Regions from separate parts of the Mus musculus genome. Here region 2 is linked to region 1. A link is a loop called in an ENCODE intact Hi-C map of the cell type or tissue named here. Cell type or tissue: left cerebral cortex. All regions are shown on one strand. Links, peaks and the distances in the headings refer to the core of each region. The heading gives the core; the rest is flanking DNA.

What was found. Peaks named below come from ENCODE experiments on the same cell type or tissue, not always from the same donor. Only the 100,000 strongest peaks of a DNase experiment are listed, where the experiment ranks them.
Region 2: it touches region 1 in a loop (3-fold over the local background); 3 of 42 quality-filtered maps call a loop at or near these places.

The regions. Positions count from the first base shown.
Region 1 is chr6:42,064,036-42,070,389 of GRCm38, reverse strand. No RefSeq gene overlaps it. Among named protein-coding and RNA genes, the nearest start is that of Sva, 29 kb to the right of the region's middle. In left cerebral cortex, for the core only: no CTCF peak of the experiment used is centred there; no DNase peak of the experiment used is centred there.
Region 2 is chr6:41,908,525-41,914,878 of GRCm38, reverse strand. No RefSeq gene overlaps it. Among named protein-coding and RNA genes, the nearest start is that of Sval1, 40 kb to the left of the region's middle. In left cerebral cortex, for the core only: no CTCF peak of the experiment used is centred there; a DNase peak (open chromatin) is centred at 3,035.

The sequences.
Region 1 (6,354 bases), core at 904-5,903:
TTATAAGACAAAAGGCCACCTATAGATTGGGAAAGGATCTTTACCTATCTTAAAGCAGATAGGGGACTAATATCCAATATATATAAAGAACTCAAGAAGGTAGACTCCAGAAAATCAAATAACCCCCTTAAAAGATGGGGCTCAGAGCTAAACAAAGAATTCTCACCTGAGGAATACCGAATGGCTGAGAAGCACCTGAAAAAAAGGTTCAACATCCTTAATCATCAGTGAAATGCAAATCAAAACAACCCTGAGATTCCACCTCACACCAGTCAGAATGGCTAAGATCAAAAATTCAGGTGACAGCTGATGCTGGCAAGGATGTGGAGAAAGAGGAACACTCCTCCAATGTTGGTGGGATTGCAAGCTTGTACAACCACTCTGGAAATCAGTCTGGAGGTTCCTCAGAAAATTGGAGATAGTACTACTGGAGGATCCTGCAATACCTCTCCTAGGCATATATCCAGAAGATGCCCCAACGGGTAAGAAGGACACATGCTCCACTATGTTCATAGCAGCCTCATTTGTAATAGCCATAAGCTGGAAAGAACCCAGATGCCCATCAAGAGAGGAATGGATATAAAAATTGTGGTACATTTACACAATGGAATACTACTCAGCTATTAAAAAGAATGTATTTGTGAAATTCCTAGTCAAATGGATGGACCTGGAGGGCATCATCCTGTGTGAGGTAACACTATCACAAAAGAACTGAAATGATATATACTCACTGATAAGTGTATATTAGCCCAGAAATAGTATAGTGAGATATAAGGTACAATTTGCAAAACACATGAAACTGAAGAAGAACGAAGACCAAAGTGTGGACACTTTGCTCCTTCTTAGAATTGAAAACAATCACCCAGGAAGGAGTTACAGAGACAAAGTTTGGAGCTGAGACAAAAGAATGGACCATCTAGAGACTGCCATATCCAGGGATCCATCCCATAATTAGCCTCCCACAATGACACCATTGCATATACTAGCAAACGTTGGCTGAAAGGTCCCTGATATAGCTGTCTCTTGTGAGACTATGCCGGGGCCTAGCAAACACAGAAGTGGATGCTCACAGTCAACTATTGGATGGATCACAGGGCCCCCAATGGAGGAGCTAGACAAAGTATCCAAGAGCTAAAGAGATCTGCAACCCTGTAGGTACAACCTTATGAACTAACCAGTGCCCTGGAGCTCTTGACTCTAGCTGCATATGTATCAAAAGATGGCCTAGTCGGCCATCACTGGAAAGAGAGGCCTATTGGACAGGCAAACTTTATATGCCCCAGTACAGGGGAATTCCAGGGCCAACAAATGGGAATGGGTGGGTAGGGGAGTGGGGGGTGTGTGTGGGACTTTTGGGATAGCATTGGAAATGTAATTGAGGAAAATACGTAATAAAAAAAAAGAAAAAAATCTGTGACATTTCTTCTGGGATACGACACTTGACCAAGGTTCCCTTAGAACTCATGGGATCATATCCAGAAAGCCATTCCCGTAAGGTTTCATTTCATACTTTATTCCACTTCTTCAACTTTTCTGCTTTCTTCAAAATGGGCTCTCAGTATGTTTCTAGGTCCTATTATGAGTATTAGTATAGGTCCCAGTGTGTACTTTTTGGATTTAGCATAGGAATAATATCTATTTTACCTGTTTGACTAGCTCCAACTGAGCACATGGGAAGTAAAAAGTTCCTCATTCTCATGGACTCCTGAAAAAGTCGTATGAGTCTATGCGCTGAACTCACAGACCTCTTTCTATTAAACTGAGCAAAAATCTGAATGGTTGATGAGGGAGATTAAGACTAATTCTTTATGGCTAATTAATCAGATACATTGATGGCTTTATTTCTTATGCAAGCTTATATATCCATCGGAAATGATAAGGGGTATTAGAGTAAACTAAGGTAATCATAGGCCTGTGGTCCTGGTTGTAGAAGACCTCTGTCATGGCCTTCAGACTGTGGAGTCTTCCAAGGGGCAGACAATCTGCTGATCTGTTGCCCTGGCTGAAGAAGATCCCCTGGTGTGCCTCCAGACTGTTGAGTCTTCAGAGGAGCAGTCAAATTGTTGACAGCATGTAGCTCTTCTTCTGGGAGTCCTTCAGACTGTGGGGTCTGTTGCCCTGTGTGCAGCAGGACTCCAGACATGGTTTCAGACTGTTGGGTCAGTTGCCCAGTTGCCCTTCAAGCAGCAGAACTCCTGTCTTCAGAAGAGCTGACATGCTGTTGATCTGCCCTAACAGAATGTGCTGCCAGAAAAGAAGTGGAATTCAGGGGACAGTTGTTGGAGGCTGATGGGCCCTGATTCCATTGGGCTGCTCGAGATTTCCAGGAGCTGTGGCTGTTAGGGAAGGTCCCTTAACAGTTACCCTGCACACAGTTGACCTCCTGGAAGGCCTTCACCTTGTGGTGTCTTCAGGGGGGCAGACAAGCCGGTGATCTGCCCAGGCAGAAGTCAGCAGCTGGAAGGGTTAATTTTATTTTTCAAAGATTTCTTTTTTCTTAGACAAGTGACATCAGTAATCATCCCCATTCTTCCCATTAAACCAGTCTTTTGTTTCTACTTTTATAGTTCAAAATTATCAGTATTAAGACTTTACTCTCATGAGTTGCCAGTAGCATCCAAGTTAGGATCCAGTATTCTCTTTGCATTTAATTGCAGTTTTACTATGACTTGGTTCTCAGATCACTGGCTATTCTTTCTCAGCTTCCTTTGGACATTTCATTGTTATCATCTTGATTTCAAAATACCAGTGTCCCTGTAGCTTTCTTCATCCCAAGCCATGGGAATTAATTCCTTGTTTCCTGTTTCTCAGTCCACTTAGCCCAGGTTTGCCATCACACCTAGTCAGTCCTGCAACTGACGGTCCCACCAGACATTCCCCATAAATACAAGGACACAGTTCACCTGCTGATTATTACCTGGCTACTGTGAAAGAACAAGTAGGAGGAATGAGTCATCATATCCTGATTGGTAGCCCATAATGGTCCACCTATATGCAACAGCTGCATCCACATTTTACAACCTTAAAATCTGCCTGACATATGGATACAAATAACAACAGAGTGCATTACCTGGCCAGCCAATTAGGTGGTGCCAGAAATAAGGGGTGAGATATCATGGACCAATGGAGTGTGTGGGGGGATACAAAGGCACTCCCAATTCTGCAATAAATGAGTCGGCCTCTGCTTCTCACCTGGAAAAAACCCATATATTACATATTGTAATACACTGAATGTGGTAAGAAAGAAGATTTGATCTTCAATATGAGGATTAAAAGATAAAAATCACTAAAATGAATGCAGACACGTTAGGAGAAGATATAAAATTTAAATCAAGATTGCAAAATGGAATACCCCTGTAGTTTCTGAAAGTGAATTAAGTTACAGTGACCTTAACATAGCTTGCTATAAGTATTAATTGTTGGGACTGAGAGAGCATTAGTGATTAAGAGTATGTCTTGTTTTTGGAGAGGACCTTGGTTTGGTTCTTAGCATCCACAATGTTCTTCACAACTATCCATCTATCAAGTCCTAGGAGATCAAGCAGCTTCTTCTGACTTCTGCAATCCCCCAACTATACATGTGGCTCATGTACATAAGTGCAGGAAAACCACTCACACAGAGAGAATAAAACAAACAAATAAACAAACAAACACCCCTAGAAACACAAGTATTAATTGCTTTCATTGAACCCTTTGGGAAATTAAGAAGCAATGACTAATGTACAAAACAGTAACAAAATAATTCAAACTGTTCCATCACAGAAAGCTGTCAGACAAGGAAGCTATAATTCATGTAATTATATTGTTATCTCAAATTAGAAGAAATTTAAATAGGAAGAAAAAATTTTCACAATATCTATTAGGAACTAAAAGACACAACAGAACAAAACAATATAAACAAACAAACAAAAAAGCCCAATCACCTCTAAAGAAACAAAAACAAAGAATTAAAAACAAAAAACCCCAAACAACAACAACAACAACAACCAAAAACTAAACAAAACCAACCAACCAAATACAAAAAAACCCAAAATACTACCACCTACAAAAAGCTCCATCGAATTATAACCAGCCATGTCAGGGAACACTTAAAAGGTGTGATAAGGATGATGATGTGTAGCTCTTTACAACTGATGGCTTTCAGTGGTACAGGATGAAAAGGACTCAATCATATTTAAGGAACAGGCCAAGAGTTTGACCAAGCTCTAGTAAGTATATGTGGGTAAGGCAAATTGGAAATTAGTTGTTGCTGTTGTTGAGGAGGAGAGGTCACAAGAGCATAGTGGCAGATCCAAAAGGAGTGGGAAGTGATTGAAATGAATGTGAAGTTCCCAAAGAATCAATATAAATTTATGTTGAATAAACAATAAGAATGAATGAAAAAAAAACATGTGCATGGAGTTTTTAAAATTAGCTTTACTGAGTTCTTGGGCAAATAAATATGCTGGTAGGTATCAGTTTAAAAAAAAAAAGAAAGAAAGGTAGTTTTCTGACCGGTGCCATCTACCTAGGCAGAACATCAGTGTTGTCTGCTCCTCTAAAGACCTCATATTCTGAAAGCCTCCCTGGAGGTTTCCTGAAGCCAGATCCACAGATCATCAGCTTGTCTGCTCTTCTGAAGACCCCCAAAGTCTGAAGACCTCCCAGGAGGTCTGCTCCACACAAGGCAACAAGTAAGAGACCCTCCCAAATGACCACAGAGGCTGGAAAACCTGAGGAGCCCAGCTGAGTTAGAAACCATCCCCAACCCAAAGCCCTGCACAAACTCTACTTCCTTTCTGTCCGATGTCTTCCTCCTGGGCAGATCATCAGCTTGTCTGCTTCTGTGAAGACCCCACAGATATGCTACAGCAAGGGCCACAGATCTCCCAGGATACTTGCACCAACCCAGGGTCACAGGAGACAGGCTCCAGACAGAGACACACAGGCCATTTAAGACCAGAGATAACCAGATGGTAAGAGGCATCAGACATTAGAACCCAATTTTTCCTCCACAGCAAGCCCTGCATACACCAAGACAACTGAAAATCAGAATGCAGACAGAAAATCCTATCTCACAAAGATTATAGAGTTCTTTAAGGAGCATATAAATAACTCACTAAAAGAAATACAGGAAAACACAGGTACACAGGTAGAAGCTCTTATAGAGGAAACAAATAAATCTCTTAAAGAAATTCAGGAAAACACAATCAAAGTGAAGGAATTGAACAAAAAATAGTCTAAGACCTAAAAATGGAAGTAGAAACAATAAAAAAGAACCCTACAAATAGAAGCAACCCTGGAAATGGAAAACCCAAGAAAGAGGTCAGAAACTACAGATGCAAGATTCAACAACAGATAACAAGAGCTAGAAGAGAGAATCTCAGGTATAGAAGATACCTTAGAAGATATTGACACAACAGTCAAAGAAAATTCAAAACACAAAAAATTCCTAACCCAAAACATCGAGGAAATCCCCCCAAACAATGAAAAGACCAAATCTAAAAAATAATAGGAAGAAAAGAGAGTGAGGTTTCCTAGCTCAAAGAATAAAAAAAAAATCTTCAACAAAATCATACAAGAAAACGTCCTCCAACATAAAAAAGAGATGGCCATAAATATACAAGGAACCTATAGAACAACAAACAAATTAGACTAGAAAAGAAAATTCTCTCCTGGCATAATAATCAAAAATTAAAAGTAAAGAACAAGAAAAGAATATTTAAAATTGTAAGGGAAAAGGGCCAAGTAACATATAAAGGCAGACCTATCAGAATTACAGCCGACTTCTCAACAGAGCCACTAAAAGGCAGAACAGACTGGAAAGAAGTCATTCAGACCCTAAGTGAACACAAATACTATCCCAAGCTACTATACTCTGCAAAACTCTCAATCATTTAGATGGAAAAAGAAAATATTCCAGGAGAAAACCAAATTTTGTCATGGAAGCAATATCTATCTACAAATCCATCCCTACAGAGGATTCTAGAGGGAAAACTCCAACACAAGGAGGGTATGTACATCAAAGAAAAAACAAGATATTAATTATCTCACAACAAAACCAAAAGTAGAGAATCACATACATATAATGCCACCTACAACAATCAACATAACAAAATGAACAATCATCTGTCTTTAGTATCACTCAATATCAACGGACTCAATTCCCTAATAAAAAGACATAAGCTGGATGTGGATATGCCAGCAGGATCTAGTATTTTGCTGCATACAAGAAACACACTTAAAGAAAAACATCTCAGTGACAAATACCTCAGTGTTAAAGGCTGGAAAAAAGTCTTCCAAGCAAATGGTTCCATGAAACAAGCTGGAATAACCATCCTAAATAGACTTTCAACCAAAAGTTATCACATGAGA
Region 2 (6,354 bases), core at 816-5,815, 160 kb after region 1:
ATAAAAATTAATAATAATAATAATAATAATAATAATAATAAATAATAACATAGCCATGAAATTTGAAAGAGAGTAGAAAGACATGTATGAGAGTGTTTATAGGAAAGAATGGGCAAAATCAAAAAATTAAAAGAAATGATTTTTTAAAAGAGATGTGGGGTTTATCCTATGATTAATTTTTCCATGAATAAATCAATTGCATTGGAACAACTTTGAGTTTTCAAAACAAGCACTAAAACAGAATTGACTTTCTCTTGTAAGGGATACTTTGACACAGTTATCAGATTTACTTAATGCAAGCAGAAGCTCCAATTTTCACTTAGCAAGCATTGCATTGAAGCCCTGCAAAGCCACATCTTCACCAACTCTCTAGTTTTATAATTTCTTTTCTTTGTCATTTTTTTCTTTTATTGAAAATAGGTATTTTCCCAAACATTATATCCTGATTTCTTCCCCATCTATCTTATTATCTGGATCTACCAAGAAAACAGAGACTCAGTTGTTTGTGTTCACAGAAAACCCATAAAAACACTCAACTGGAAGCCATAATGTATATTCACAAGACCTATGGGGAGGGAGGGGAGAAGAAAGAAATAAAAAGAAAGAAAGAAAGAAAGAAAGAAAGAAAGAAAGAAAGAAAGAAAGGAGGGAAGAAAAAAAGAAAGAAAGAAAGAAAGAAAGAAAGGGAAGAAGGAAGGAAGAAACGTATATATGTAAGTAGAGTGAAATGAAGTAAAAATAGTAAGATAAAAGTTTTAAAAATGAAAAGCCCTGACACGACATTATGATTCAGTAATCTCCCAGGAAGCTATTAAGTTCATGTTGTGTTGGTCACCTACTGCTGATCATGCGGCCAACACTTAAGAGTAGTTTGTTTCCTCAGCTAAACTCATTTGGAAGAAACAAAATTTTCATTTGCAATTGATTGTCAATTGGAGATTCCTTCTGAGTTAGGGATGGGTGCATGTGCTTACTTCATTTAGGTCTAGGACTTCTTGCAGTTAAAATCTCATTATAACATTAATTTGTATTTACTTAAAGACTACTGACAATTAGGCTATTTCTTATACTTACTAACTATTTTTATATGCTCAATTATAGACACATGTCGGTGCAATCTTTTTATATTATGTGAAGGTATGTTTCTGTATTTTCAATTTTTAATTCTGTACCAGCAGAGACTTCAATGTTGGCAGTATATTAGTATTGTCAGTTATATGGTCCAATATAAGCCTTTTATTTGTAAATATTTTTCCCTCCATACTTGTTCAGACACTTGAAGTTCAGGCAGCTCTCGATGCCTAGAGACAATCTAGAATAGCATCAGAGGTTATCTCAATGACAATGGGTTGTAATAACGAACTAGTGGCCAATCACTTGATAGGAAATAGAGGCTGAATGGCAGAGAGAATGAGCCAGGTGATGTGTTTATAAAAAGATAAAGAAGTAGAAGGATATGTTCTATGGGGGTGTGGTGAGGTATGGGGGAAGTGGGTGCCTCAGCAGGCCCATGCCAAGGCATCCCTTTCCCCCGAGGGACCAGCCACATGACAGTATAGTATAGAATAGGATTTATTCAGGACATGGGGAGGGGAGTTAAGAGGGTAGTAGAAGTAGATAAAGGGAGAGAGAGAGGAGGAGGGAAGAGGAGGGGAGGGAGGGAGAGGAGGGGAGGGGAGGGGAGGCAGAGGAGAGGAGAGGAGAGGAGAGGAGAGGAGAAGAGAAGAGAAGAGAAGAGAAGAGAAGAGAAGAGAAGAGAAGAGAAGAGAAGAGAAGAGAAGAGAAGAGAAGAGAAGTAGAGCTCAGCCATGGCCACATGGAGAGAGAGGAGAAGGCAATGGGGAGAGAGGGGGAGCAAGAGGGTGCGAGGAAGAGAGAGAGAGAGAGAGAGAGAGAGAGAGAGAGAGAGAGAGAGAGAGAGAGAGAGAGAGAGAGAGAAAGGGGCAAGCAGCCCGTTTTATAGTGGGTCAGGTCTACCTAGTTGTTGCCAAGTAACTGTGGGGTGGAGTCCAGGCAGAATGCTAACACCAGGGAAAGAAAACAGATGTGGGAAATTGGGTAGATGGGACTGCAAACACCCATGACTGAGAAGAGTGGCAGCATGCAGGAACCTGAGTTCCCCAGAGCTCATAGCAAATGTTGACCACATAGTGACCATGAACTGAAAAAAAATTCTGAACCAGTAATGAATGTTTGCTGGCAATTTTCAGAGGACAGAGTTTAGAGAAACTTAGATACCGAAATAAATATTAAGTTTAAAAGCAGTAAAAGAGAAATGGATAAAACCGCCTTGTAAACATGCATAGATGTTGAAAAGGGGAAAAATCAAGGATAGATAGACATAGAAAGAAGCATAACATTTAAATAAGAAAGTGAAATCTCAGAAGGAAGGAAAGAGTTAGTGAGATTAATAAAGAAAATATTTTCTGCATTAAAACATAAAAACCTCTATGGCAGAGGGCATTGTGACATCATATAATTTTGTTTTAATTATTAACATGGAATTAATTACAGTATGTTTGGTAATGATAGCAGTTTATGTCCTTTCTAGGATAGATAAGAATAAAACACACTGAGAAATGGAATGCTGTGTTATAAGCTATAAAACAAAAGTTGAATGATATTTTAAATCATAATATTTTTCTCAAGCTAGGTCAGAAAAATCCAAAGTAAGCCTACTGTGTCACTTAGTGATGAGATTGCAAGATGGCAAACTAAGCCCTTGAGAAGACATACAATGTACTGGTCCAGCTGGTACGAAGTCAAGAAGTCCTTAGAGCGGGCAATGAGGATTACAGAAAAGATGGAGAAGACTCAGAGATAAAGGTTAGAAATTAGGAGGACTGTCCAGTCAGAACTGTGGCAGCCCCGAGTTTAATTCTCTTAGGCATTATATACTTTACAGTATCCTGGGAAACAAAGTCACAAGCCAACAGTATATTCCATATCTGTACCAATGCCAGAGGCCACCCTAATCCTCCCTATTCCTTCCTCCAAGATTAACAGAACATTCAGGCCCTTGCCTCGAGCTTCATGCTGCGTCAGCAGGCTGGGAACGCCACCAGCAGAACTTGGCCTGACTTGACTTGCCAAGTTCTTGACAGACATGCAGGCTGTCACAGAAGTAGTCAAAATAGCTTCCAACAATACATTTTTTTTCCACTTCCAGTAAGAGAATGAAATCTAGATGACGGAAATCCATAAGATTATGAAAGATTTGGTTGGTAGCCCATGGAAGTACTTGATAGAAAAAGATTTAAGAAACAGCGACAGCCAATGATATGCATTCAGTTAATGTAAAACAGATACTGATGGAGTTATTAATTGTGCCATAAATAATAGTATATTTCCAAAAGGTTAAAAAATGTAATGTCAGGCATCTTGGTGTCTGGGCCTCAACTACAGCAGCTGACATGATGGAAAGAAGAGGCTTCAGCTATTGAACAATGTAATCAGACTAGAGTCATTGATATTGTCAAGGATCAGTTGCTAGGTAAAGATCAATATGCTGAATTAAGAATGCAAATTATATTTAATGATGCTATCTTAGAGCAATGTTGTAAGTACCTTTAAGTGCTTAAGACAAAGATGAACAACCAACTGGGAACATAATCTGAATCATTTACAAGAATCACCTAGGGTCCAGACAAATCTTTCATTGATTTTTTTTTTTACAAAGATTAACTTCTGCTATAAATAGAGCAATATCAGATCCAGATGCTAGAGAAATTTTAATTGCATCTTTATATTTTGAGAATGCTAATGCTTAATGCAAAAAGGATATTACACCTTTAAAGACCAGATCTGTACCTAGTTATAAATGGATTAAAATTACTGTGGATATAGAACTTAATGCTTATGATTCAGTTATGATTAGACACTCAATTGCAAAAGGTATGAAAGCTTAGAAAGTCCAGTGCTTTGGTTGTGGAAGACCAGATCCTTTTCTAAAATACTGTAAACAGTTCCTAAGGATAATTTTTTCTTTAATGGTAATTCCTAAAATAAGCTTTCTGGGATATGCAAAAGATATGGAAGGAACACACATAGGGCTTATAAGTATAGATCATCCAGATATATATAAACCAATTCCTTATTTCCATAAACTACCTAACAGACTTTTCTTGGGCCCACCAAAAGACAACATGAGCCATTCATTCTATATCAGCCAAGGAATGACTTTTTAGAGAGAAAATAAGAAAGCATGATAGGACTTACAACAAGTATTTTAACCTCTCTCTCTTTCTCTTTCTCTCTATTTCTCTGTCTCTCTCTGCTCTTAGCCTAAAATTTTGTGTGCATGACCCCTACTTCCCCCACCTCTGAAGGCAGTCACATATTCTTTGGCTGAATTACAGGTTCACCTTCCTCTCTCATGAGAAGAACCTGCTCTGCAGATTCTTGGAATCTCTCTTTGTGTAAATGAACCATTTCCAGCACCTCATATCTGAATAACACACACTCATCCTGGACATCCCTACCCACACCCAAAGATATACTTAGCCTTTGTTCACCCTAAGTAAAGTTGAGCTGTCTCACTGAAGTTGATCCTGAAAGCCGTTCTGTCAGTACTGATAGTCAACTGAATCCTGCTCCCTGCCTCTGCCCTCCACACCATGATGAGCTGGTGGTTGATGACCTAAGAGGAAGGGGAAACCCACAGGAAACAAAGTAAGGGAGGTTAGAGTCAAGAATCTCATTCTCTTGTTTTACTCACATCCATTCTTTTTTCTTCTATCTAGTGTTAGGGGGAAAGAGGGAAAAGAAATGAGAGGACAAAGAGTAGAGGGTAAAGGAGGGTAAAAAAGGGGGATGTAGGGTTGAAAGAAAAAGGTGTGTGGATTATTGTGTTTATTTTTTTTACTAGAAAACAAGTCTTAAATATTTTAGATTGTTATGGAATTTTTTATGAATATAGAAATTTAAAATATTTCTTACAACATACTACATATATGATTTGACTCTCAGTTAAGGTATATGTATATGTAACACATTTAAAAATTTAATGGAAAGTTCTAGTCCTATAAAAGCTACCATTGTCAACAGTTAAACATAATTAGGAGATGCAAGTTAGTAGTCAGTCACCTATAAATAATATTCTCACAGTCATTTTAGGCAAAAGGATAGTAAATTACAGATATAAGCTTTATTTACCCTGCTCGATATGTTTTCAAAGTGAAGCAGCAAATATATAGCTATAAGCAAGCAACATTTGTCTATTGAGATAACCTTAGTAGGTGGTCCTCAAAGATCTGCAGATTATGACATTTAAGATGTTTTAATAATAAAAGACTATTCTGACACATCAGCTTCAGGCAGCACCACCTTTTCTGAAGAAGATGATGGGCCCTGGATAACCTCCACCTGGAATTTGCTCGAATTGTGAAAAAGATGGTCAGCCACTTGGGGCGGGAGAGAGAGAGAGAGAGAGAGAGAGAGAGAGAGAGAGAGAGAGAGAGAGAGAGAGAGAGGGAGGGAGAGAGAGGAAGAAGAAGGAGGAGGAGGAGGGAGGGAGGGAGGGAGGGAGGGAGGAAGAGAGGGAGAGAGGGAGAGAGGGAGAGAGGGAGAGAGGGAGAGAGGGAGAGAGGGAGAGGAGGAGAGAGGGAGAGAGGGAGAGAAACGGGGACACAGGAAACCCGCCCAAACAGTGGCTGGGGTTCATTCTGGTTGGTGCTAGCCCTGGGCCACCTTGGGCATGAACTCAGTGGACGGTCCAATGGCCCCAGATGACTCTTCACTCTGAAGGTGCCCTAGCACAAGCAGGATCTTGGGATCACTGGTGAGTGGAACTCAACATCTGTTCCAAAACAACCTGGAGGGACCTGTGACAGCAGGAACAGGGACACAGGAAATCTGTCCAACCATTGGCTGAGGTTCATTCTGGTCATTGCCAGCCCTGGGCCACCTTGGGCATGAACGCGGCCGATGGTCCAATGGTACTGAGAGGACTCTCCATGCTGCAGATGCCCTAGCACACCCAGAATCTTAGGATAACTGAGGAGAATCAGCCTCCAGAGAGGGCTCTGACACAGGGATCAGGGGAGAGCACCATCTTGTATCCCTGGTTTCTCAGAGACCAGTCCACTCAGGAGAGCAAACGGACGTCAGAAGCAACAGAGCTTCTTGGACAGGGTCCCTTAAGGCCTTCATCTTCAGCCAGGAGCCTGAGCTGAGCACCAGACCTCTGTGCACCTTCCCTGCAAGAGGAGAGATTGCCTGCAGAGAGTGCTCTGTCCACTGGGACTCAGAGGGACTTGGACTCCCAAGAGTGCTACCAGAGGCTAACAGAATCACAGGAGGAAAAATCTCCAGCCAGAGACAGCTAGAACATCTAACACCAGAGATTACCAGATG